Linked DNA regions of Homo sapiens: regions 1, 3, 4, 5 and 6 are each linked to region 2. A link is a loop called in an ENCODE intact Hi-C map of the cell type or tissue named here. Cell type or tissue: PC-3. All regions are shown on one strand. Region 1 overlaps TRAM2 (translocation associated membrane protein 2). Region 2 holds the start of LOC730101 (a long non-coding RNA gene). Region 3 overlaps LOC124901330 (a long non-coding RNA gene). Region 4 has its middle 9.6 kb from the start of PAQR8. Region 5 has its middle 12 kb from the start of LINCMD1. Region 6 overlaps PAQR8 (progestin and adipoQ receptor family member 8).

Evidence for each region. A loop is a pair of places that touch in the nucleus more often than their neighbours do. Peaks named below come from ENCODE experiments on the same cell type or tissue, not always from the same donor. Only the 100,000 strongest peaks of a DNase experiment are listed, where the experiment ranks them.
Region 1: a loop joins it to region 2, with 7 times the contacts of the local background. A loop is called at or near these places in 42 of 110 quality-filtered maps.
Region 3: a loop joins it to region 2, with 2.2 times the contacts of the local background. A loop is called at or near these places in 51 of 110 quality-filtered maps.
Region 4: it touches region 2 in a loop (8-fold over the local background); 6 of 110 quality-filtered maps call a loop at or near these places.
Region 5: a loop joins it to region 2, with 17 times the contacts of the local background. A loop is called at or near these places in 18 of 110 quality-filtered maps.
Region 6: it touches region 2 in a loop (9-fold over the local background); 106 of 110 quality-filtered maps call a loop at or near these places.

Annotation. Positions count from the first base shown.
Region 1 is chr6:52,504,148-52,508,147 of GRCh38, reverse strand. It overlaps TRAM2 (translocation associated membrane protein 2), which reads left to right. Exons shown (of 11, transcript NM_012288.4): 7 at 525-595; 8 at 2,012-2,116; 9 at 2,406-2,549; 10 at 3,394-3,557. Among named protein-coding and RNA genes, the nearest start is that of TRAM2, 71 kb to the left of the region's middle. RefSeq lists an enhancer at 3,183-4,000. In PC-3, a CTCF peak has its summit at 2,191 (motif pointing right); DNase peaks (open chromatin) are centred at 3,687 and 3,887; H3K27ac peaks cover 990 bases.
Region 2 is chr6:52,661,928-52,665,927 of GRCh38, reverse strand. It overlaps LOC730101 (a long non-coding RNA gene), which reads right to left and starts at 1,527. Exons shown (of 3, transcript NR_024405.1): 1 at 509-1,527. RefSeq lists enhancers at 952-1,071, 1,443-1,737, 2,669-2,768 and a silencer at 1,443-1,737. In PC-3, a CTCF peak has its summit at 2,064 (motif pointing right); DNase peaks (open chromatin) are centred at 1,567 and 2,097; H3K4me3 peaks cover 2,744 bases.
Region 3 is chr6:52,595,988-52,599,987 of GRCh38, reverse strand. LOC124901330 (a long non-coding RNA gene) reads right to left here. Exons shown (of 2, transcript XR_007059610.1): 2 at 1-3,786. Among named protein-coding and RNA genes, the nearest start is that of TRAM2-AS1, 21 kb to the right of the region's middle. In PC-3, CTCF peaks have their summits at 1,386 and 1,585 (motif pointing right); no DNase peak of the experiment used is centred here.
Region 4 is chr6:52,350,507-52,354,506 of GRCh38, reverse strand. No RefSeq gene overlaps it. Among named protein-coding and RNA genes, the nearest start is that of PAQR8, 9.6 kb to the left of the region's middle. RefSeq lists enhancers at 1,767-1,816, 1,731-2,230. In PC-3, no CTCF peak of the experiment used is centred here; a DNase peak (open chromatin) is centred at 1,906; H3K4me3 peaks cover 973 bases; H3K27ac peaks cover 2,461 bases.
Region 5 is chr6:52,160,769-52,164,768 of GRCh38, reverse strand. No RefSeq gene overlaps it. Among named protein-coding and RNA genes, the nearest start is that of LINCMD1, 12 kb to the right of the region's middle. RefSeq lists silencers at 141-341, 1,566-1,655. In PC-3, a CTCF peak has its summit at 1,644 (motif pointing left); a DNase peak (open chromatin) is centred at 1,648.
Region 6 is chr6:52,405,354-52,409,353 of GRCh38, reverse strand. It overlaps PAQR8 (progestin and adipoQ receptor family member 8), which reads right to left. Exons shown (of 2, transcript NM_133367.5): 2 at 1,577-4,000. Among named protein-coding and RNA genes, the nearest start is that of EFHC1, 13 kb to the left of the region's middle. In PC-3, a CTCF peak has its summit at 1,781 (motif pointing left); a DNase peak (open chromatin) is centred at 1,753.

The DNA of each region.
Region 1 (4,000 bases), 160 kb after region 2:
TCCAGAAGCATGGAGTGTTGGGTGGTGATAGGAATATGTTGGGGATTGAGCAACATGCTGAGTCATCTCTTGGAGAAGTGTCATGTAGTTGACCACCAGTGTCAGTCTCTTGCCTGCCTCTTCCACCAGACCTGTGGCTTTGGAGGAAACCTAACTCTCATCTTATAGATGTCAAAGGAGAGGTCTTTGCCATTTCCATAGTCTTTTTTTATTTTTACTTTTTATAGTTTCCTTCTGAATTATTTCCAAGAGCCCTCTTCTCCAGTCCCTGTCTCTTATTTCTCAATCCAAACCTCACCCTCTGACACTAGACCCAAGGCTGCTGGAATTTGGGAATGGACCTGAATGCCCTTGAATTTCAGCAGCCTGGTGCAGTGGGACTGTGGGACTCGTGGGACATGGGACTGTGTGTTAAAGCAGCCCAGAGGAGCCTGGCCCTCTCTCATCCCCCTGCACTTTTCCCCCTTCCCTGAATCTTCAGTTAGGGAATTAGCAAATTTACCATCTGCTTCTCTTGTTTCCAGGAGGAAATTCCCCGCCAGCTCCAGTATATTTGCCTGTACCTGGTGCATATAGCTGGAGCATACCTCTTAAAGTGAGTGAGACCATGGAGCCAGCCAGATTTCCTTGCCCTTTTATGTCCATGCATCTGTCCACACACTCATATAATTATCAGGCATTTGTTGACATCCTCTGTGTGCCTAGCACTATGCTAAGACTTGGCAATACAAAGATGGTAATGGAAGATTCTTTATCTTCAGTGGTTCATTCTCATTCTGAAGAGACAGTTATAGACATAAGTAAGGACAGTTGAGAGTGATGAACACCATAACACAGTATGTATCATCTGCTCTGCAACCCAGAAGAAGACCCTCAACAGAGACAGCCAGGAAGACTTCCAGTGGATGTCGGCCTTTGAACCATGGCTTTGCAGCTTGAAGGCCTCCCAAAGCTGGGCTCTTACCTCACAGTGTCCAATGCAAACACTGCTAGAGCTCGTAGCCCTGGAATTCCCTTCCCTTTGGTTTATAATGACATGGAGAGTAGGTCTCTCTTGGTTGTTCTAGAGGCAGAAAGAATTGCTATAATATTAGTTCTCGAAGAGCCTCTTTTATGAAAAGAATCCTTTTGATGTTAATAAGCTGTGTCATTGATAATTTGGGCTTTTGCTGAGTGTTATCCATGCAGTAAAAGCACCCCACACTTTCTCTAGGCTGGCACTTACAGAGCTCACTGTGTGTAACTTTCTGCCGAGGTGCCTGGAAATCCCGAGGTGCGTTGGACTAGGTCCTTGCAGCAGGCATCCTGTGTGAATGACTGACTTGGATTAGTAAGACTGAGGCAGGGAAGGAGCTCTCAAACTCTGTCTCCTGTCTCTGGTGGCCTGTAGCAGCGTCAGTTCCCGGATGGGTCTTTGAGGGCTGAAGGCTGTGGGGTGATGCCAGCTCTGCCCTTGTGTTGGATGGTCATGTGTCACATGCATAACGGGTCTAAGAAGCCAGTCTGCACTGTCACCGTAGCAGTGGCGAGGACCGGGGAAGAACGTATAAGCAGGGCCACACAGAAGGAGCACTTGCTGCTTCTGCATGTACCTCGGAGCTGTGAAGACTTGGATAATGGAAAGTCAGACAACAGGAACATTTCATATTCCTATACTCAGAGCTCAGCAAATGTGTTCTGAGTACCTTTTATGTACTTGGTTCCAGCCTAGGTGATGAGTGCAAGGTGCTAAGTACTGTGAAGGGCCTATGCGAGGTTTGCTGTGGGAGCAGGCAAGGGCATCTGACTGAGACAGGACAGCTGAACGGCCAGCGGGTCGGTATTAGGAAAAATGTCTTAAAGGTGTGAGAGCTAAACTGAATCCAAAGGATGGAGCAGAGCCAGCCAGGGAAAGTGGGAGTGGAAAGCAGAGCCCAGCCAGGCACAGGGGACAGCCTGAGCCAAGATGCAATGGCTTCTGCTCCACGCAGCATCTTGGAGGGAATGTAAGTCTAGTCTTCCCCACCCCCAGCCTGAGCCGCCTGGGCCTGATCTTGCTGCTGCTGCAGTACTCAACTGAGTTCCTCTTCCACACGGCTAGACTCTTCTACTTTGCAGATGAAAACAACGAGAAACTGTAAGTGGGTCTGCTGCAGGCTGGCCCGCTTAGAGGCCTGGGCAGGGGTTCCCCCGAGGCCCGGATGGTTGGAGGGTCCCTCCCTGGTTGCACACTGCCCGCTTACCTGCAGGTGGTGCCCTCCCGTTATTTTTTTCTGGAACATCTGATTTTAGATATCTCGTCCCTCAAGCACTTTCCCCAGCCACCCTTGAATCCTCTTCCCACTCGGGGTCTCTTCTGGAGAAGTGGGTGAAGATTCCTTCAAGGGCGCTAAAGACTGACATCCCTCTTCTGCCTCTGTGAGCAGGTTCAGTGCCTGGGCTGCTGTTTTTGGGGTTACCCGCCTCTTCATCCTCACCCTTGCCGTGCTGGCCATTGGCTTTGGACTGGCTCGCATGGAAAACCAGGCATTTGATCCCGAGAAAGGGAACTTCAACACTTTGTTTTGCAGGTGAGTCGAGCAGAAGTCCAAGGTGATAAGCCAGGGAGCCTCCTGAACTTGGCACAGCCCTTGCAGAAGGTCTGGAGGCAGCAGACCCTTTAGTCTCCCACATATTGTTATTTTTTGGAAATCTCTGGATATCAGGCCTGAGGGGAGAAGAGATAGCAGCCTCTGGTTCCATCCAAACCATCTTCATCCCCTAGTCCTGGTTTGCTCAGACTGTAGTCCAAATAGGAATCCCTTACATTTGTCTGGCACTTTGTGGTGCACAGAGGCATCACACCCAGTCTCTCAGTTGATATCATTCTCCTCTTCTTGTGTGTGGGTGCTTTAAAACCATGTGCTTAATGGCTTGGCCAGTGGCCTCCTGTGGCAGTGAGGAAGCCACTATTTTCCGGAGCCCCTAGGCCCAGGAGAGTGATTTGTCCAGGGTTGCTCCACTTTTAAGTGACATGTTAAATGAGAAGCCACTCTTCCAGAAATTCAGTTCATTTGAATGCTACCAATATTTGTGGAGCTTACATTAGTCTTGTTCTGTGCAATGGGCGCAAAACAGACACAGCCATGGACCCCTCCCTCGTCATAGGAGTAGCGTGATTGTAGAGCTGGCCGTACGTCTGTCGCCACTTCCTTCCCGTCTCCCTGGCACATGTGATGTATGCTGGAGCAGAGACTGACTGAAGCACACATTCTTCCTGGTGATAGTGGTGGTATCGAAGAGGGCCAGTGGTGAAGGCGGACGTGATAAGCCATGGGAACTGCAGGGCCCCTGGCCCTTGTTCTCCCCTGCACAACCCAGCCCAAGGCTGTGAGCCCAAGCCCCAGCCTAAGCCCCTAACCCCCTGCTCTGCAGGCTCTGCGTGCTGCTGCTGGTGTGTGCCGCCCAGGCCTGGCTCATGTGGCGCTTCATCCACTCCCAGCTGCGGCACTGGCGGGAATACTGGAATGAGCAGAGTGCAAAGCGGAGAGTCCCAGCCACACCCAGACTACCAGCCAGGCTCATCAAGAGGGAATCTGGTGAGTGCCAGGGCCCTTGGCAGAGAGTGGAGCCAGGGAAGTCTGTCTGGGATGGGTGGGAGGAGCCAAGGCACCTGGCTTCTTGGGCGCTGCCCAGACCAATCCTGCCAGCTTCTCCTTCCTGACTCTTACCTCAGGGCTGGGGCTCCTAGCTCCCTGATTGGCACGTGGCTGGGTGTGGGCCAGGGACAGGCTGTGGGTGGGGCTGGCCCTAACTAGGCTGGGAGCCCTGGCCACCACGGGGCAGGGCAGTGGCTGGGTGGGGAACTCTGGCAGGAAGCGTGTCCTCAGGGTGGCTTCTGGACCCCAGCCAAGTGCTGCTACTGCCGCCGCCGCCCATTCTCAGTGCCGGACGGCGGCCTCTGTCCTCACCTGCCCTTTTGCTCCACATCTTAGCCTGCCCCTGCCTCCCAGCTTGCTGGCTCCTCCTCTGTCTCCAAGAA
Region 2 (4,000 bases):
TATAAATCGGTCCTCACTCCCTCTGAACCTTTTGTCCATGCTCTGAGTTTTCTTCCTGGCCTGACAGTCCCAGTCTAAGACTTGCTTCCTCCAGACATAAAGCTGCGCTACAGGGTTGGAATCCTTGCTGTTCCACGCTTTACTCACTATGTGGTCTCTTCTAGTTGCTTAATCCTCTCTGCATCTTAGTTTTTCCTTCTGTAAAATGGCACTGAAATGCTTATCTAAGAATCTTTGGGTGTTTTTCTAATCCTTATATGTGAAGCATTTAGTGCAGGGGCCCAAACAGGTACTAAATGTCCACTCTCCCCTTCCTGGACCACTCCCGCCCATATATTTAATACTTTTCACTTCCCACTTAATCCATACAGGAACAAGTTCCTAAACTCTGCTTCCCCCAGTGCACTTGGCCACATGCAGCTCAGACAAAATGATCATGATCCAGGAATGCCTTCTCTTGGAAATGCAATCCTGCACACACAGACCTTTGATGGAATACACAGCTTACCTTCTCTACGGGGGCTGCAGCTTTCAAGATAGCAAACGTCAACCCTCTTGGTCTTCCAGTGTTGGGATTCATTTTGGGGGATGGTCCACGACCTCTTCAATTGTGGTGAAACAGTCTTTTGGGTCCTTTTTGCTGGTATCCCAGCTCTGGTTCATTGGTGAGACGAACGGTAGGGTGAGACACATGGCCACGAGAAGTCTTACGACAAAGCCATGCGCTTAGAAAGTCTTACAAGAAAGGCAAGAGTTTGGGAGGGCTGGATTTCCCAAAGCTTTCACTGGGAGGATTACAAATAAAGCTACCACCCATGGCAAAGTGTCTACACCCACCCACTCTGGGTCTGCAAAGATTCTACCTCCGACAGCTGTTCACAAATCTACTCTACCTCCTTACTGAGATCCACCTTGGTCCTAACAGAACTTAACATCACCACAAACCCCCAGGGTGGGAGAGGAAAAGGAAAGGCAACCTCTCAGGGCGCAGGCCCCATGCACTCGTCACAGGTGGAAGTTAGTCTAAAAACCCTCTTATCAAAGGGCTGTCGTCTCTTCTATCCCTGTCTTCCCCGGCGCTTAGGTGTCGCTCTCAAGGAACTCGGTCTTCCTGGGCAGAGCCCGCGGTCAGATCCTGACTCCGAGCCCAGGTGGAGGGAAGGAGAGAAGAGGAAGGGAGGGATGGGAAGCCTTGCCCGGGTCGGAGCGCACATCCTCCTCCCGAGTCTCCGCTCTCTCCCCTGGGCGGCTCCTGGACGGCGCAGACGTCGATCCCACAGGTCCAGCCAACTCCCACAGCACCTGCCCCGCGTCCCCCTAGTTCTTGCCGCCGTTCTGGTTGGCCTTGGCGCCGTTCTGGCCCCGCCCCGGCGACCCGCCGTCGGCGGCTGCCTCGTATGGGTTCTCGGTGGCGCCCGTAGTCCCCAAGACCTTCTTCCTCTAACTTGCTTCTAACACACCCGGCAGGGGAGCAACCGCCTCAGCCTGGGACAGCCCGGCTTTGTGGGAGCAGCGGGCGCGCTTTATAAGGTCCGAGTTAGGGGACGGACCCACCTTGCCCAAACTACATGTTTATTGGCTAGTTTTGCCTGACACTCAGCCAGGCACCGCTGTCCCATTGGCCGCGCTCTAAATCCCGCGGATTTGTCCTCTAGCAACGTCTCAGAGCCAGGACCCTGGAGAGGGTCCAAGAGATCCCGCGGAAGGATTGCAGGGGCAGGTCCAGGGCCAAGAGGCTCCCATGCGCCCTCCGCCCGCCGAGCCCGCAGCCTCTCGACCCCGCGCGTCTGTGTCAAGGCATGGCCAAAGTGAGAAAGAGCCAAGACAAAACAAGTTCAAATAGCAATAGCAAAACAACCAAAAGGAAATTCAAGGAAAGCAAATATAAATGAGAAAAATATAATTAAGCAAAAATGAATGTTCGCAAAGGCAAGACAAAAAACCAAGTCAAGGAGTAGGTTCAAAGAAAAGATGAAACGTGAATATAATTTAGGATATTTATACCGATTCCTATTGAAATCTCGACAAGTAAAAATTTTACTGTCAGTGAATCAAACTTTCATCCTTCTTGCCTTTCCTATGAAAGGGCAGCAGGGGGCACTAGATGCTAGGGTTTGATTCGGCTAGGAAAGGCGTTTTAGCACGTTATTTGCAAACACAAAATAGTGTTCTGTTAAAGTTCAGAGATAGTTATAAAAGTTAACAGGAAGTGGGGAAACTAGAGTGATGGTCTACAATCTGGGATGTTAAAGAGACTGAATACAGTCACAGGTTCTTAGTTTCTGTTTCTGGCTGGGCCAGTAAAGCCCCTTCCTCATCCCTCTTTTCAGCTTCATTAGAGACAGAAACTAAAAACCACGGCTTCAGGCTGCTAAAAGCCTAAAACAAAACAAAACAGAACAACAACGACAACAGAATAAGGCGGGTTGGACAAGCTTAGTACATAGAAGAATGTGCGAAAAAGGTATATGATTTCTGTACACCCTGTTGGCTAAGTAGTACAGTGTCCTGAAATACTGGGAGGGTGGCAATTACAAAGAGTAAGGGGCAGTTTTTCAGAGGTGAGCTCTGAAAAAGATGCAGGACAGTGGAGAGTGACCACCAGGGCGCCAGGCTGACTCTCTGTCCTCAGCCTGCCATATGGACCCGTTTTGAACTTTTACCAAGGCCATGGGACTTTCCATGCTAAAACCAGGACCGAGGGTTTCCCAGACAAGGGACTTTCCTATAAGCAATAATGGTTACAATAACAACAACAACAAACAACAAACACTTAATGAGTACCTATTGTGTGCCAGGAACTATTCTAAGCATTTTACAAGTATCAACTCTTAATCTTCACAACAACCCTTGAGGTAGATACTCTATCCTCCCTACCTTACAGAGGTGGAAACTGAGGCAACTCACCAAAGGTCATGCAAACAGCTAAGAAGTGTCAGATCCAGGCTTTTTGCTTGTTTTTTGTTTTTGTTTTTGTTTTGAGAACGGAGTCTCACTCAGTCTCCCAGGTTGAAGTGCAGTGGTGCGATCTCAGCTCACTGCAACCTCTGTCTCCCAGATTCAAGCGATTCTCATGCCTCAGCCTCGCGAGTAGCTGGGATTACAGGCACTCGCCACCACGCCCGGCTAATGTTTGTATTTTTAGTAGAGATGGGGTATCACCATGTTGGCCAGGCTGGTCTCAAACTCCTGACCTCAAGTGATCTGCCCACCTCGGCCTCCCAGAGAGCTGGGATTATAGGTGTGAGCCACCGTGCCCGGCCCAGATCCAGGTTTAAGAAAAGTGTAGGTGTGCAGGCTCTGCTGTCATTCTGTCCGGGTTTAAGTCAAAGCTCCACCACATACATTAATACAGGAAAATACATAACATTATGACTAGCACGTAAGAGATACTCAATAGTATTTGCCATTATTATTAAAAAGAGTTGTCCCTGGTATCCAGAAGCTTAAACTTTAGTGGAAGAGGTTCATAAGAGTCTTAAAGCAGTAGTAGTGCTTATTGGATGGGTGAATGGAATAGATAATAAATGCATATAAGCATCCAGAGGAGGAACAGTTCTGAAATAGAGTGGTCAGGTATTCAATGTGGCACCCATTTAAAATTCTGCCTGAGCATCCTGCATGTCACCATTAGAAGGCAGCTTCTGCTTCTCAACAGCTTGAGCTAATCATTACAGTCTTGGTATTTGATGATCACAGGCATGTGTATGTTTAACTAAAATATACTCTTCTGGGCTTTTTTTAAGAGACAGGATCTCACGCTGTTGCCCAGGCTGGAATGCAGTGGCAAGATTATAATTCACTGTGGCCTCAAATTCCTGGGCTCAAGTGATCCTCTCATCTTAGCCTCCCAAGTAGCTGTAACTGCCACACCCAGCTAAGGCGATCAATTGTTATTTGTCACTACTATTCTGTTAAAAAACGGTGTAATATCTACTTTTTTAACTGGAGAAAGCATTTATTATTATTTTTTGGAGTTAACATTTATTAATTCAACAAG
Region 3 (4,000 bases), 66 kb after region 2:
AAAAATAAAAACAATATAGGTTCATTTGTAGAAAGTTTGGGAAATGTAGAAAAACACAAAGAAATAATAAAATTTACCTATAACTATGTTTTCCAGTGATTTTTATGTACATCAGTCAAACCTTTTAGAATAAGTTTTGGCTGGGCGCGGTGGCTCATGTCTGTAATCCCAGCACTTTGGGAGGCTGAGGCGGGTGGATCACGAGGTCAAGAGATCGAGACCATCCTGGCCAACCAACATGGTGAAACTCCATCTTTACTAAAAATACAAAAATTAGCTGGGAGAAACCCCATCTCTACTAAAAATACAAAAATTAGCTGGGTGTAGTGGTGCACGCCTGTAGTCCCAGCTACTCGGGAGGCTGAGGCAGGAGAATCACTTGAACCCAGGAGGCAGAGGTTGCAGTGAGCCGAGATGGCACCACTGCACTCCAGCCAGGGCGACAGAGCGAAACTCCATCTCAAAAAAAAAAAAAAGAATACATTTCTAGGCTAGACACAGTGGCTCACGCCTATAATCTTAGCACTTTGGGAGGCCGAGGCAGGTGGATCACTTGAGGTCAAGAGTTCAAGACCAGTCTGGCCAACATAGTGAAACCCCATCTCTACTAAAAATACAAAAAATTAGCCGAGTGTGGTGGCACACTCCTGTAATCCCAGCTACTCAGGAGGCTGAGGCAGGAGAATTGCTTGAACCTGGAAGGCGGAGGTTGCAGTGAGCTGAGATCACACCACTGCACTCCAGCCTGGGCAAAAAAGAGAGACTCCGTCTCAAAAAAAAGGAAAAAGAATATATTTATGAGCAAGAAAAAAAGATAGTTTTAATTGGTGTCATGTAAGACACTTCCAGGAAATGCAATGTCCCTGTTTTGTTTTATTTCATGTTTTTGGTGGGGGGAGGTGAGCGTTGGTGCTAAGAAATGCACAGGACTATTTCTTAGTCCAGAGCAGTCTTCCTGTGGCAGAAGCATGTTGGAAACACAGACTGTGGGCCATACCCCACACCTACTCATTCAGAATCTTCACTTTACAAGATCCCCACCCCCCACAATTCAATGCTTCCAAGCTGTGCACCTTAAGTTTGTGAAGCATTGGCCCATGCAGCCCTCTTTCTCGCCTTTCTCAGGTGGTATTGATTGTCAGGATTTGTATATAACTTTCACACCTACTTGATGTTGAAACTAGCAATAAAAATCCCACCTCCGTGGGAGTAAACACCTTTTGCTCAAGCCACAGCTGCACATTCTTTTGGGAAAGCTCTAAATGTGTTACCTTCTAAATCCCCTGAGAGTTGTGGGGTGCTCCAAAGGGAAGTCCAGGAAAGAAGGCAATGCTTCCTTTTGCTTCCCTCTCAAAGTCCATTCCAGGGTGAGAGCTGTTGTGTGTGTGGCCCCTTTAGTCATAGTAAATCATTCACCCAGTGGGGGACGAGAGAGATATTCACAAAAGACTTCTTAGAAGCCTATGGGGAAAGATCCACACAGTCCACTGCACTATCATCCCCAACTCTCTCTTTCCTGCCTCCAACTATCCCTTTATCCTTTGATCATCCACCAGGGGGCCCCAGGAAGTACAGGCAGGGTGCGCGGACTGATGACGACCCCTAATCAGGCGAGCTGGGATCAAGAACTTGAGCGCCTGGAGGAAGAAAAAGAAATGACAGAAGCCAAAACAGTCGTGTCTGTCTGAGCTGCCAGCCACAACCATGTGTGGGCATCGGAGCGTATGTCAGAGTCAGGCCGGCCAGTGCAAAGCCTGCCAAAGGGCTGCTTCGATTAGGTCTTCACTTGAAATCTTAACCAGGCAGATGTTCCCTGGCAGCCATCTGAAGCCATCTAGGAAGGGCAGCCTGTCCAGGAGTGGCTGCTTCTAGGTGGAGTCTCATTAATCTCTCCCTTTGTTTTCATTTTGCAAACTTGATAGCTGTGGCAAAGTCTCTGTGTCCAGGCACCATGGCTCCCTCTGCATCCTGGCATTTGGTCCTCTACCTCTTTGACACCATCAAGTAATGCTGCTGGTGCCCAGTTCTTGCCTGGGCTATCAAGAGTTCATCTGGTGCCTCTCCACTACTAAGCCTGGCTTTTTAAGCTCTTGGAACCTGATTTGCAAATCCTTCCATGGGAGCCTCTGGGACACCTATGGAGGTCCAGTACCTGATGCACAGGAGAAGGATGAAAGATGGATAAGAAGGGCTCTTTCTGACCTTGGGGAACTTACAAAAATCACCCAATTTGTCCCAGAAACCCCCAAATGTTTATAAAGCAGTAACCATGGTGGTCTTTTTCTATCCAGAGGTTATGGAATGTAAGTGGTTGAAAACGCAGGTCCTGGGTTTGCAGAGACCTGCATTCAGAATCTGGCCTTCCCTGTCACTAGCTGGGTGATCCAGGTTTGCTTTCTCAATGTTTAGTCCTCAGTTTGTCCCTTTTTAAAATGGGGATAACAACACGTGCCTCATAGATTCTTATGAGGATTAAATGAGACATAGTATGTAAAACACTTAGTGAGTACTCAGTAAAAGGTAGTGTTATTGTTATTATTGTTATTATTATTATCACATAAAAATAGACAAGTCCATTTAGATTATTCCAGATAACCTAACAAGTCAGTGTTGTAACCCAGAAGGCCTGGGTTTCAGTTCTGGATCTGCTGTGAATTAGTCTTGTGATAACCTGTGAGCCTCAGTTTCTTCAGCTATAAAATCTAGATAACACTATCTGGACTTTTGTTCCTGTTTTAACTAACATTTATCAAATGATAACTTTGTGGTAGGCATCATTGTAAATGTTTTTCATGTTAAATTCATTGAATCCCCTCATGTCCCTGTTTTGCAGATAAGGAAACTGAGGCAGAGGGACGATGTGCCCAAGGTCAAGCAGCTAGCAACAGATGGAGCTAGGATTCCAACCCAGCCAGTCTGGCCCTAGAGCCTGCGTTCCTGATCTTATTATGAAAAATCAAATGGCATAATGATTATGAAAGTGCTTTGGGAGTGGGAAGCATTATACAAACATGAGATTGTTACTAGTCATCCAAGTTTCTTCGTGTTTGGTCTTCAGCTGGGATCCTTAACCTTTCCTGGCAAGGCATGGAATGGGGAACATCTTTAGATTTTCCTGAAGGCCTTCATTTAATCACTGGCTGTTATGAGTTGAGGGGAGCTAAGTTTCCAGCATCCTTTTGCCAGTGAATAACAGAAGTGGGACTGGAAATCAGGTTCTCTGACTCTTAGCCCTATGATACTGTTCTCCAGCCTCACCAATCCTCAGAGGCTTATTTTGGTTGGCACATAGTTCATACTTCCTGTGACTACTTATTTCACAAGATTACATTCTGGTTTCTCTCTTTCTCTCTCTTTTTTTTTTTTTTTTTTGAGACTTTTGATTGAAATACAGCATACGTACAGAAATGTGCACAGATCATAAATGGACAGCCCAGTATGTCCACATTGTGTAAACAGCACCCAGACAAAGAATTAGTGCATTACCAGCACTCCTGGAGCCCTCTAGCCCCTCCCAGCCACAACCACCAACAAAGGGACCACTATCCTGACTTCTAACATCACAGATTGGTCTTGCCTGGTTTTGAGCTTGACATAAATGGGATTTCACAGTACTCTTCTGTTTCTGGCTTCTTTTGCTCCACATTATGTTTGTGAGATTTGTCTGTGTTTTGCATATCGAGTAGTTAATTATCACTGCGATAGAGTATTCCATAGTACTGGGCTTCTGAACAAAATCAAGAGGCACACACAGAGAGAAGTGTCCTGAAACACTTCAAGCTGGTCCTTAAAAACAAAAAAAAAAGTTAAAGCAATGAAATTGGTCAAACACCAAAAAAAAGTAGTTTAATCTTTACAAATTAGATACAACTTATTGGCCATCTCTTAAAAGCTGCTTTCCCAGATCACTCCCCCATCCCTCTCTCCTCTCTTTCCCCCTAGATGCCCATAGCCCCACATGGCTGTATCACCCAGCCTGAACAGAGAGTTGGGGGATGGA
Region 4 (4,000 bases), 310 kb after region 2:
GCTTACAAAGCAAGTATTCCCTGCAATAAGGTATGATGACTGAGGACTGACTAAATTAACTAGGGTCTATGCATGATGTGAAATACTGTGCAGTCTTCAAAAATCACATAGACTGTATGGCACAGAGAAATATGCAGTCTGTGGTTCTATGGTTTAGTAAAACAGAGCAGGTTATAGTGCAGTGTGATCCAATTTTTTTTTTCTTTGAGACAGAGTCTCACTCTGTCGCACAGGCTAGAGTGCAGTGGCACGATCTCGGCTCACTGCAGTCTCCACCTCTTGGGTTCAAGCGATTCTCCTGCCTCAGCCTCCTAAGCAGCTAGAATTACGGGAGTGTGCCATGCCTGGCTAATTTTTGTATTTTTAGTAGAAACGGGGTTTCACCATGTTAGCCAGGGTGTTCTTGAACTCATGACCTCAGGTGATCTGCCTGCCTTGACCTCCCATAGTGCTGGGATTACAGGTGTGAGCCACCATGCCCAGCCAAGTGATCCTTTTTTTTTTCAAAGAAGATACGCTGTACATGCACTGCAAAAAAAAAAATAAATAAAGAGAAAGAAGCTGTACATTTATAATGACATTTCCAGGATAACATTTAAAAAATTATTTCCAATATTTTCCAAATATTCTTTATAAAATAAATACATACGTAAATGGCTGTCGCTAATTTCTCGGTATGTACATACAACTCTAATGGGCTATAATTAGCTATAGATTATTATACAACAAAAATACAGTAAAGTTAATTATAGCAATTGTGATGGTGATGTGTGGGGTGCTTTGTGAACATCCTGTGCTTCTGAGCTCATAACAACAACAAATATTTATTCTCTTTTAAATTAGATGTTAAAAGAGGTAACTTGCTACAGGCAACCAAAAACTGTCAGAGTCAGTTCATCATCTGTGGTACAGCAGGTGTGGGTGGCAGGGAGGTCAGTCTTGGCGTGCTCAGACTTCCAGGAACCTGAGATTCATAGGCAATGAGCCCCCTTCTAACGGCCACTAATGGGTACATCTGGTCCTTTGACTAGCAGCATTGGATCTGAGCAGTCTGCCTTCTACCTATGCTTCTCTTTAATGGTGCATTTGACATCTCTTGTCCCCTCTATTAAATCAGGACTGGAAAAGAATTGTGCCAGTGGATGCAATTCTATTGAGATTGAGTCCAGCAAACGCTGCAGCAGGATGAGGCCTGACTGCTTTAAATCTCTCTCTTTTTCTCTTTGGACAAATCCAATTAGCCCTGATCCCTCCACATTTCTGACAAGGGGTCAGCAAATTGTTTAGGTCAGAAGGGAAGTACCTTATTACAATGCCATGAAGACACTAAATAAAATTTAGTCTGGGGACAAAGGGGACACATGGCTATTGCTCAGTATGCAATATTCTATTATTAATTATTTCATCCATTCAGAATATATTTATTGAAAACCACCTAGGTGCTAAAAGCACTTTGCTAAGATCTCAGGACAAAGAAATGAACATGGTGCAATCTTCACTCTCTGATCTAGTGGAGAAAACATATTTAAAGAAATGATGACAATGCAGTGTTACAAGGGCTACAAGAAAGGTACACTAGACACTATGAAAAAAACAGAAGAGGCATTCCTAGCTCTCTAGTTACCAAGCTTTTTAGTGTTGGGAGGGTCAGCAAAAGCTTAGGGTGAGTCATGAAGGCTGAGACTAATAAGCAGACAAGAGGGGAGGAAAGCATTCAGGGCTGAGGAATAGCAGGTGCAAAAGCACAGAGGCACACAGCAGTATGACACTTACAGGAAAAAAATCATGGGTGCAACTCCTGCTTATACCCCTCAGCATGGAAGAGAGAGCTATACAGTCCGTGACCAAATAGTTTGACCGTTAGTCACCTCATCACACACATGGAGTATAAAAGAAAGTAAACACAGTCCTTTACTTTGGGTTCCCATGACATGCTCTGACTCATATAAAATCCTCAGGGGAACAGATATTCAGGAGCAGCTCCTCTTCCTGTTTCACTCAACCTACCAGTTCCTCTAACTAGCACCAAGATTTAGTATCGACTTTCGCAGTGGCTGTGTGGTCAGCACCTTGTGTAAGCAAGGGCAGGAGAGTCATCTCTCCTCTGGGCTCTCTGCTTGCTTTCTCCTTCCCCATTTCTTTGGCCCATTTAAATGTTTGCATTCCCTCCACTCCCAGCTCTGCCCAGTGTCATCGTTGTCCTCCTCCTCCTCCTCCTCATTCTTCTTTCTTCCTCTTCCTCCTCTTGCCCTTCCCTTTCCCCTTCCTTCCCTTCTCTTCTCTCTCTCTCTCTTTTTTTTTGTTTTGTTTAGAGATAGGGTCTCTTTCTGTTGCCCAGGCTGGGGTGCAGTAGCACAATCATAGCTCACTACAGCCTTGAACTCCTGGGCTCAAGCAGTCCTCCTGCCTCAGCCTCCTGAGTAGCTAGGACTACAGGCACATACCAGCACATCTGGTTAACTTTTTGTTCAAATGGGGTCACCATATGTTGCCCTGTCTGGGCTCAAACTCCTGGCCTCAAACAACCCTCTCGCCTCAGCCTCCTAAAGTGCTGGGATTACAAGTGTGAACCACTGCACCTGGCCTCTTCTTATGTTCAGTCTTAGGTACATTTTAAGTCACTCAATTTCATCCACTGCTGCTACTGGACTGGGTCAGGAGCTTCAAATCAAGTAGGTGGGGGGATAGAGCCCATGAACTGGCCTTAGGCTCAAATATCTGAAAAAGATCATCAGGCCTTTCATGTGGTCTAGTTTAGCCACCTGATAACTTATGATATTAAAAGAAAATCTGTCAACTTCTCTGCCTTAGAGAGCATTCTCAGCTTGGTGATGTGCAAACCATGAAGCCTGGGGAAGGTTAAAGAGAAAGAAAATCTATCCTACCAAATGGGAGGAACCATCGCAAGATATGAGACTGGAGAAGTAAGCCGGGCTCACATTTTGAAGGACTTTGCATATCCTGAGAAGGAACTTGAACTACACAATGATTTTCCACCAGAGCTGGGGAAGAAGGATAAACCCCCTTCATGTCCTCAAGCTCTATTGATGTGGACCTCTGCTCTGATGGGAGCAAGTTATAGCCCTCAGGTGCTGGGTTGCTTGCTATTGGAGATAAAAAATTATAAGCAGGGAATTCACACGAAGAGATATTTTGTTTTTGAAAAATCTTGCTGGCAGCAGTGTGGGAGAAGGATCTGAGACTTAGCAAGGCTCCAGGCATGAGACACTGGGACAAGGACACTGGTTAGAAAGCAGTTGTAGGTGCGAGATGCTAAGAGCTTGAAGGAAGGCAAGGTTACTGTGGCTGAAGAGCAAACACCAGATCCAAGAGGTATTCATAATTAAAGGCAAAGTCAGTAGCATTTGGTGGCTAATTATAGGTAGGAAGCTGGATCCTATGCTGTGCATTCATATAGATTTCCGTATTTTCCATGTCGTAGTTTTTTATCTCACTATGTTGGAATTTCTTATTAAAGCCTTCTCCATGACAGCTAAAATCATGTGAATCTTGTTCACGGCTATGCTCCCAGGACAAAGCACACTGCCTGATAGATACAAGTCTTTTAAAAAGTTAGCTAAATGTATAAACAAACAAATAAATGAGATGAAGAATTACCTGCACATAGAAGGCCTAAGTGACTGGTGGTTAGGGAAATTACCAACTAACAGAGGAAGTAGAGGAGGAAAAGGAGATTTGATTCAAAAATTGCAGTTTCATTTTGGTCATGTTTTATTTGAGGTATCTATGGGGTCACCAGGGAAAATACTCAGCTGCAATTGAAGACTGGGGCGAGTTCTGGTCTGGTATGATAGATGAGGAGGTTGTTAGTGGACATTCATAGCACAGGTATAAGTAGGACAAGTACAGGTTGAGAGGGTAAAAAAAGAAGACAAATGACAAAGAAGTTACTTCTTTTTTTTTTTTTTTTGAGACAGAGTCTCGCTCTGTCGACCAGGCTAGAGTGCAGTGGCGCGATCTCGGCTCACTGTAACCTCCG
Region 5 (4,000 bases), 500 kb after region 2:
AGTAATTATCTGTCCAGCCCTTTCTTACATGTCTCTTCTCCTGCTGGAATTTAGGCTCCCTGAAGGTAGGCAATATTTCAATCTTGCTCCCATGCTCTCCCCAGCATCAATCTTGTGCCTTGTGAACAGTGTATGCACACTATTTGCTCAGTGGTTGAAGAAGTGCTCTTGAGATTAGTGTCATCTTTTCAGTGGGTATTGGCTGGAGGCCAGGTCCATATCTGTGCTTGGTCAGATAATGGGATGTGGGTGGGGAGGGTGTGTGTGAACAACCAAGTGGATCGGCTGTAGATGATGAGTTAGTGTGCAGAACTTGTCTCTCCCAGAGAGTGAAGGCTCTGTGCTGGTCCTCCCACAGTCTGTCCACCCTCTTCCTCCTTGTCACAAAGGGCAAAGCCTTGATTTTGTCTTGCTGAATCTGTGAGCATGGACTGACTTTTCAATAACCTGGAAGAGAATGGACCCTGGTAGCTTGGTTTAATCATGAAACTTACAATATCAATGCATCTTAGGAAGTATCTTAGCCCACCCTGGGTGAGGAAGCAGGTGTAAGGAAATTAAACAACTTAGTCAAGGCTAAGTTAGTTTATGACCGGGTGAGCTTCCTGCTATCCTACTCCCTAGCCAGTTATCTTTTATCTGCTGCACATGGATTTCACCTTTGAGCTAAGAAATCTTGAGCCAATTTTTGTGTCTTGTTCTAGTTCAAGCTCAAGCAACTTATGTATTCAAAGCACAAAGGCATAGCACCAAGGAGTGTATGTGAGGGGCCAAATCTTCTGTTTCAGGCTCTTTCCTGATAAGGTGACTCTCTGAATGTAGTTCCTTTAGAACAGCACTAAGTAATAGAGATATAATGAGAGACATATATATTATTTCAAATTTTTAAAAAAGTGAAAAGAAACAGGTGAAATTAATTTTAACAATATATCTTATTTAACCAAATTTATCTAAAATGCTATCATTTCGGCATACAATAACATAAAAATCATTCATAAGACAGTAGAAAAGACAACATATGCCAACACATGCATTAAACATGAATTATGTGATGCAATGGTGATGCAATCCCTGGATCATTCTCAGACCTGGGGACTTCAGAGAGAGAACACTGGTTCTTGGGTGCTGTTTGATAGAACTAAAGATCTGTTTATTAGTTGGTCCTTATGCGACAGGTGTCCTGCCCTGTATCTGCAGGGAATGAATGTCCTACAGAGACAGAAAAGAATATGAACAAACAGGCCTTGTTGAGCTCCCCTTGTTTATTACCATTACATCCTACTCCTTTTTGTCCAATCACATTTCTCCACAACCATCCAGTTCTTTCATCAGACTTAACATAAACATCCACAATTTTCCCTGGGTCTTTGGGTCTTCATTTCTTAAGACTCATGTAAAACTTTGTTAAATTTGTTATACATTTCTTTTTTTAATGTGTCTTTTTTTATAGGGATGTCAGCCATGACCCTTGTGGGACTGAGAAAAGAATATTACTTTTTCTCCCCTACGGAGTTATAGTGAGGAAAGGAAATTGACTCTTTAAGAGGGCTTTACAAAGGTTGTAAAGGGTGCTTTTATTTTAAAGGAGGAAGCATTAGTCAAGTCATACCTGAGCTGTCTTTCCTATTATCAACTGCTGTCATCTGGTGGCAAATTTGAGGAATGGCAGAAATCTTCTGCATTGAACAGTAATGTTCTCTTGATATTTGGCAAAATGGATTCCGACTGTGTTTGCCTCTAGCATATGATCAAATTAAGATTCATATGATTAAGTTTCTTGACAGAACTAGGATTTATAATAAACTAATGCCTTAGGTCATCTTTCTTCAGGTAATAACAATAATAACCAATATTTATTGAAACTGTACTAAAGCCCAGGATCTGTTGTAAGTGCTTCACATGGATTATCTTATTTAGTATTTATGAAACTTCTATGAAGTGGATATCATTATTATCTTCTTTTTATACCATTGAGGCATTGACAGGTTGAGTAACTTGCACAGATCACACCACTGATAAATGGTAGAGTCAGAATTGTAACTCCAAGAGATCTGATTCCTGTGCCTGTGCTCTTAACCACTGCTTTACAATGAACAACTAAGCTAAGATGGCCAACAAGGAGAATAAACTAGAAGTGGGAGATTTGGTTTTGAGTTTTAGCTCTAATGCTACCTAGTTAATAATACTTTCTTGTTTCAAGAGAGACTTACGTTAGTCTGGCCTTGGTCATATTCCCCTTCTCTGGGTCCCATTTTCTCTTATATAAAATGATGGGATTGGACAGGATCATTGTTCTTAAAGCCTGGCCTTATGATGAGCTAGAGGTTCAACATACATGAGAGAAGGATGAGAAGGAAGTAGGTGTTTGGCTGGTGCAGTTGAAAATCCAATCAATACAACCTCCTTCACTTCTTTTGCATGACAGTCTTCTAACTAAGGTTTTGGTTCCACAAACATTGTAATGGCTGAAAGAGAATCTAGAAACAATAGGGCCAAACTCTTTGTGGGACTGTCAGAAACACCAGGTGGACAGAATATGCTTAAGCAACAGTAGGTGGAGAGAGTCACTAAGACAGTGTTCCACTGATATTCAGGAGAGAAGCAGTACAAACTCCATTTTATTTAAATGCCTCCAGCCTTACAGTTTGAAATACAGTTGTTTCTATGGCATATTCATAATATGCATTTATAATTTGCTTAAAATATTGTGAAGACCTTTGTCTATGGAAAGTACCTAAAAGGAAAGTGGATTAGTCAATTTTCACACTGCTATAAAGAACTACCTGAGACTGAGTAATTTATAAAGAAAAGAGGTTTGATTGACTCATAGTTCCTCAAGGTTAGGGAGACCTCAGGAAACTCAGAGTCACAGCAGAAGGGTAAGGGGGAAGTAAGGCATGTCTTACGTGGCAGCAGGAGAGAAAGAGAGAATGAAGGGGGAAGTGCTACACCTTTAAACCATCGGATCTCTTGAGAACTCACTATCACAAGAACAGCATGGGGGAAACTGCCCTCATAATCCAATCACCTCCCACCAGATCCCTCCCTCAACATGCAGGGATTACAATTCGAGATCAGATTTGGGTGGGGACGCAGAGCTAAACCATATCATTCTGCCCCAGCCCCTCCCTAATCTCATGTCTTTCTCACATTTCAAAATCAATCTTGCCTTCCCAATAGTTGCCCAAAATCTTAACTAATTCCAGCATTAACCTAAAAGTCCGAGTCCAAAGTCTCATTTGAGACAAGGGAAGTCCCTTCCACCTATGAGTCTGTAAAATCAAAAGCAAGTTAGTTACTTCCAAGGTGTTATAAAATGGGGTTATAGGCATTGGCTAAATGCTCCCATCCCAAATGGGAAAAATTGGCCAAAACAAAGGGGCTACAGGCCCTATGCAAGTCCAAAAGCCATCAGGGCAGTCATTAAATCTTAAAGCTCCAAAATAATCTCCTTTGACTCCAAGTCTCACATCCAGGTCACACTGATCCAAGGGGTGGGCTCCCGAGGCCTTGGGCAGTTTCACCCCTATGGCTTTGCAGGGTACAGGCTCCGTGGCTAATTTCCCAGGCTGGCATTGAGTGTCTGCAGCTTTTCCAGGTGCATGGTGCAAGCTGTCAGTGGATCTACCATTCTGGCATCCAGAGGACAGTTACCCTCTTCTCACAGCTCCACTAGGCAGTGCCCCAGTGGGGACTCTGTGTGGGGGATCCAATCCCACATTTCCCCTCTTCATTGCCCTAGTAGAGGCTCTCCATGAGGGCTTTGCCCCTGTAGCAGACTTCTGCCTGGACATCCAGGCGTTTCCATACATCCTCTGATGTTTTTAAACTTACCCAAATGATATTGCTATAAGGGCAATCCAAGTTGCTCCATGAACACCTTGACCATTGTTTCTGACCCCATGGTGTGTATGCTGTGCATTTCAGCCAGCCCCTCTTTCAGGGATGGATTTCAGTTTGCTGCCAACTCCCCCTCTGCTTCTACTACAAATAAATATCC
Region 6 (4,000 bases), 260 kb after region 2:
AGTTTAGAAGCTCATATTGATGTGGAAATGTTTTAGAAATCATAATGCACAATAAAATTTGAGCTGTTATTCTGTAGCCTTCCATATGGTCCAGGCCTCTTGGAATCTTAAAATATAGTGAATACCTCTTCCAGTGAGAATCCTGTTATGTAAGAAAAGCCCTTACCATAGATAGATATGCTCCCAAAGTTAATATTTAAATGAATTATCTTTTTAATGCAATGATTTTCCTTCCATGTTAAATTACTTCTATAATAATTCCACAAAGGATATGGTTATTGTTTTAAGGAGGTAGCCAGAGTGCAGCATGCTGTTTTCAACTTACCAAGTTAGGAACCTGTATTCAGGTTGGAACCACACATCCTCTTCCTTGAAGGATGGGACTTTATGTACCTGGGAAGTCGCTACTGCTTGTGGAAATTTAGGCCTTCTCTCTCTCTCTGTCTGGATGTGTCAAGGATCCCCATGACTGAGTTAAAACAACTAGAGGGTAGTGAGAAGGGTCGGAGAAGTAGCAGGAGTAACGGGAAGTAGAGGCAGCTTTAAGGTGACTGCCTTGCTACAGGGGAAGATGTTTCCAACCTCTGGAGGTAAAGGGGAGAGAGGGCTTAATCCTTATGAAGAAGTTCTGGCCCAAACCAGGTCCCAGCCTCCTGGCCCTCAGGCTGTGATTGGAACCACGATCCGGGGAGAGGGACCCTCATGGCCCAAGGAAAAGATACTGGTCCTCATTTAGCAGACGGCAGACTCTCTGCCCACAGAGTGTGTTTTTCCACACTGTGGTGTCTCCAGAGCCAAGGTGGTACCTTTCACCAATAGGTGCTCAATAAATTCTTGCTAAATTAATAACTGAAGAGTGGTTAAACTAGTAACAGTAACAACAGAAGGATTTTCAAACTGCCTGGGGCCCCTGCTGGTGAAAAAAAAAGGGTTTGGGCAAGAGTGACAACCATAATTCGACCAGTGGAGCCTCTAGCCATAGAAATGCTGTTTTCTTAGTGATTATGATAGTACTATAGCCTGAAGCTGCAGTTGCAGCTTCAGCAGTGCCTAGAGAATCACCTTTTACACAGCTCTTTTAATCTAACTTTGAAGGCTACATAATTAGTTGGTTAATAGATGCCACATTTCACAACACGTACATTGTAGTACCTGCTATAGTTAAATCATAGTATAATTCATAATTTTTACATTTATAAAATTGTAGCCAATGAATTAAAAATGTTGAAATCTTTTACACTATCATCTATGAAACTAGGAATATTTATTTAATTACATTGAAATCTTCAGAGAAATCAACTTCATAGCATTTTGTGGGGAAGCAATTTGTTCTACTCACAAGTAGGTATTAGGGTGTGTGTATGGGGGATATGTGTATGGGGGATAAGGCATGGAGATTTTTTAAAAGTTTTTATACTTTCCTGCTTCTTGGTAGAGATAGTGTCCTGACCTCCTTTTCCTGACAATGTTTGTATAAATAAAACCTTTCAGAGGGGGCCTCTTCAGGGTAGTCCTTGTTAAGACCTTGTCAAAGAAACAAAGTAGCTGTTTCTTTAAACTGCTGACACTACAACAATGCATATACAAAATCACTTTAATGGTTATTCATATAAGTAGATTTATATAGACAGAAAATAGCTCCATTTTTTTTTTTTTTTTTTTTTTTTTTTTTTTTGCCAAGCAAGCAAAACACAAGACCAATAGAATTAGTAGACAGAAGCCTTGGGGACAATGGCAGTGCCCTTTCTGAGTAAGACATGAATGCCATCTGGAGGATCCATTTGAAACTACAGTGCAGTAACCAAAGAACCTAATGTTTTCAAGCATAAAGGTACTTTTTGTGAACAGGTGGGCAACACAGGCAGGAATAACTACCTTCATTCTATGGACTTAAATTCCTATTTCTTTCTAGCTTCCAGTAGAAGACTCTTGAGAATATTGTTGTTGAGTGAAGTACTTTCCGCTGAAATGGGAAATGAACCCCTAGAGTCTTACAAGTATTATTAAGCATCAGTAAATACAGGTCAGGAAGAATTAGGCAAGAGAGAAGCAGGCAAATGTGTCCTGTTTGCTGTGTCCTGCCATCTCCTCTCCCTACACTGCATTTCATTCATGAGAGGATGTAAATGACTGATAGTTTAGTTTTTTCAAAGGTATTTACATTTTCATAGGTTGAAAGTCTAAATTAAGAGAGAGAGAGATAAAGTTAACCAGCAGAATTTCCAGTAGATATGTTGGAGGGGCTATGGTTGAATAAGCCATCTCCTTTATAAAATTGTTGATTATTCCTTTTAAACTAGGTCTGTTTCTTACTGATACACTAACTTTAACAAAAATGTTTTAAAAGGATTAATTCCTCAAAAGTCTGAGTAGTTAAAAACATCTGCATTTCCTAGTTTATTTCTAAGAAGATTCTGATATTCTGAGGGCATGTCATAGAGTCTCCTACCTCAATGCCTCTCAAATATCTCCTATTAAAAAACTGTTTCTAGGGCAGGCGTGATGGCTAATGTCTGTAATCCCAACACTTTGGGAGGCTGAGGTGGGCGGATCACTTGAGTTCAGGAGTTCAAGACCAGCCTAAGCAACGTGGCAAAACCCTGTCTCTACAAAAAATGCAAAAATTAGCCAGGTGTGGTGGCACGCGCCTGTAGTACCAGGTACTTAGGAGGCTGAGGTGGGAGGATTGCTTGAGCTGGGGAGGTCGAGGCTGCAGTGAGCCGTGATTGCATCACTGCACTCCAGCCTGGGCGACAGAGTAAGACCCTGTCTCAGAAAAAGAGATTAAAAAAAAAATTTCCAACCACTTGAGGGGCCAATACTTGTATAAATTAAAATTGTATGGCAATATCTTCATGCCTGTTCCTGTGCTCATCATGTCACAGGCCATTAACAATGTTCAGATTGGCACTGGTCTGTGCACCCATCTGATCATTGCTCTACCTCCGGTTCTCTCTTTTAAAAAATACGTGGATTTGAACTAAAGATCTCTGCCCACAATACCACCAGTTATATTCAAGAGCTTGACTTACACCTTCTTCCCTTCTGCTCTCTTCCCTCCCTTCTCCTTCCAACTTTCAAAATAAGTCTTTGAATCCGTAATAAAGAAAACTTCAAATAATTTCTAGTCCCTATTTTAAATTGACCTTCTACTAACAACGTATTTGCACAATTCCCCCATCCTCTTGTTCAGTTCAACCCAGTTCAGTTTTGCTAATTTTATTTGCCATAAATTTGTCCTAGACACCAGAAGCTTGTATAAGACACTTGGGTAACACAGAAGTTCAGATATTTGAGGATTAACAGGAGAAATCCATCTAAGAAAACAATGTAGCTGACAAGACGCATGCTTTCTTGATATAAAGATTATTGGAAAGCTTCAGTTGAATATGTTTGTTTGTGGCCAAAATAGATTGAGAAAGTCTTTTGATTGATAAGCAATTCTAGCTTTCTGAAGTTTCTTTCATTCACTAGTTGAAGAGCAATATATATTTTTTCTTATCCCAATAACCCAGAACAGAAAATTCTACATGAGCATATATTGTGTTCATACATTTCCATTTATAAGGCACAAAACCCACAAATCTCACAAAAAGGAAGAAAACAAAAGATTTGAAGACAATAAAGTAAACTCGGAGGAGGTTCATCAAACTGGAGTTAAATCATGTCCCTTTTTAGTAACTAAGGGACCTCATACTGACAGGAATCATTGCCTCTGAAAAGAGGGCTTCTGAGCCCTTCTTTTGACACAGCCTCCTTCACTGGATTAGTGCAGAAGTCAATCCTCAGGGAGGGCTGCATGGCCACAACACATCAATCCCAAGCACCACCTATCCCATAGAAGCTTCTGGGCAGCAATGCTCCAAACAAACCAGGGTGCCTGGTTCACATGTTCTCACCCAAAGGAGCCTTCAGGGACCAATCCACAGTAAACACACATGCTTGCCTATCCCAGTACTTGAGTATTTTATGGGTTCTGCTCTAAGCTGAAGCAGAACTG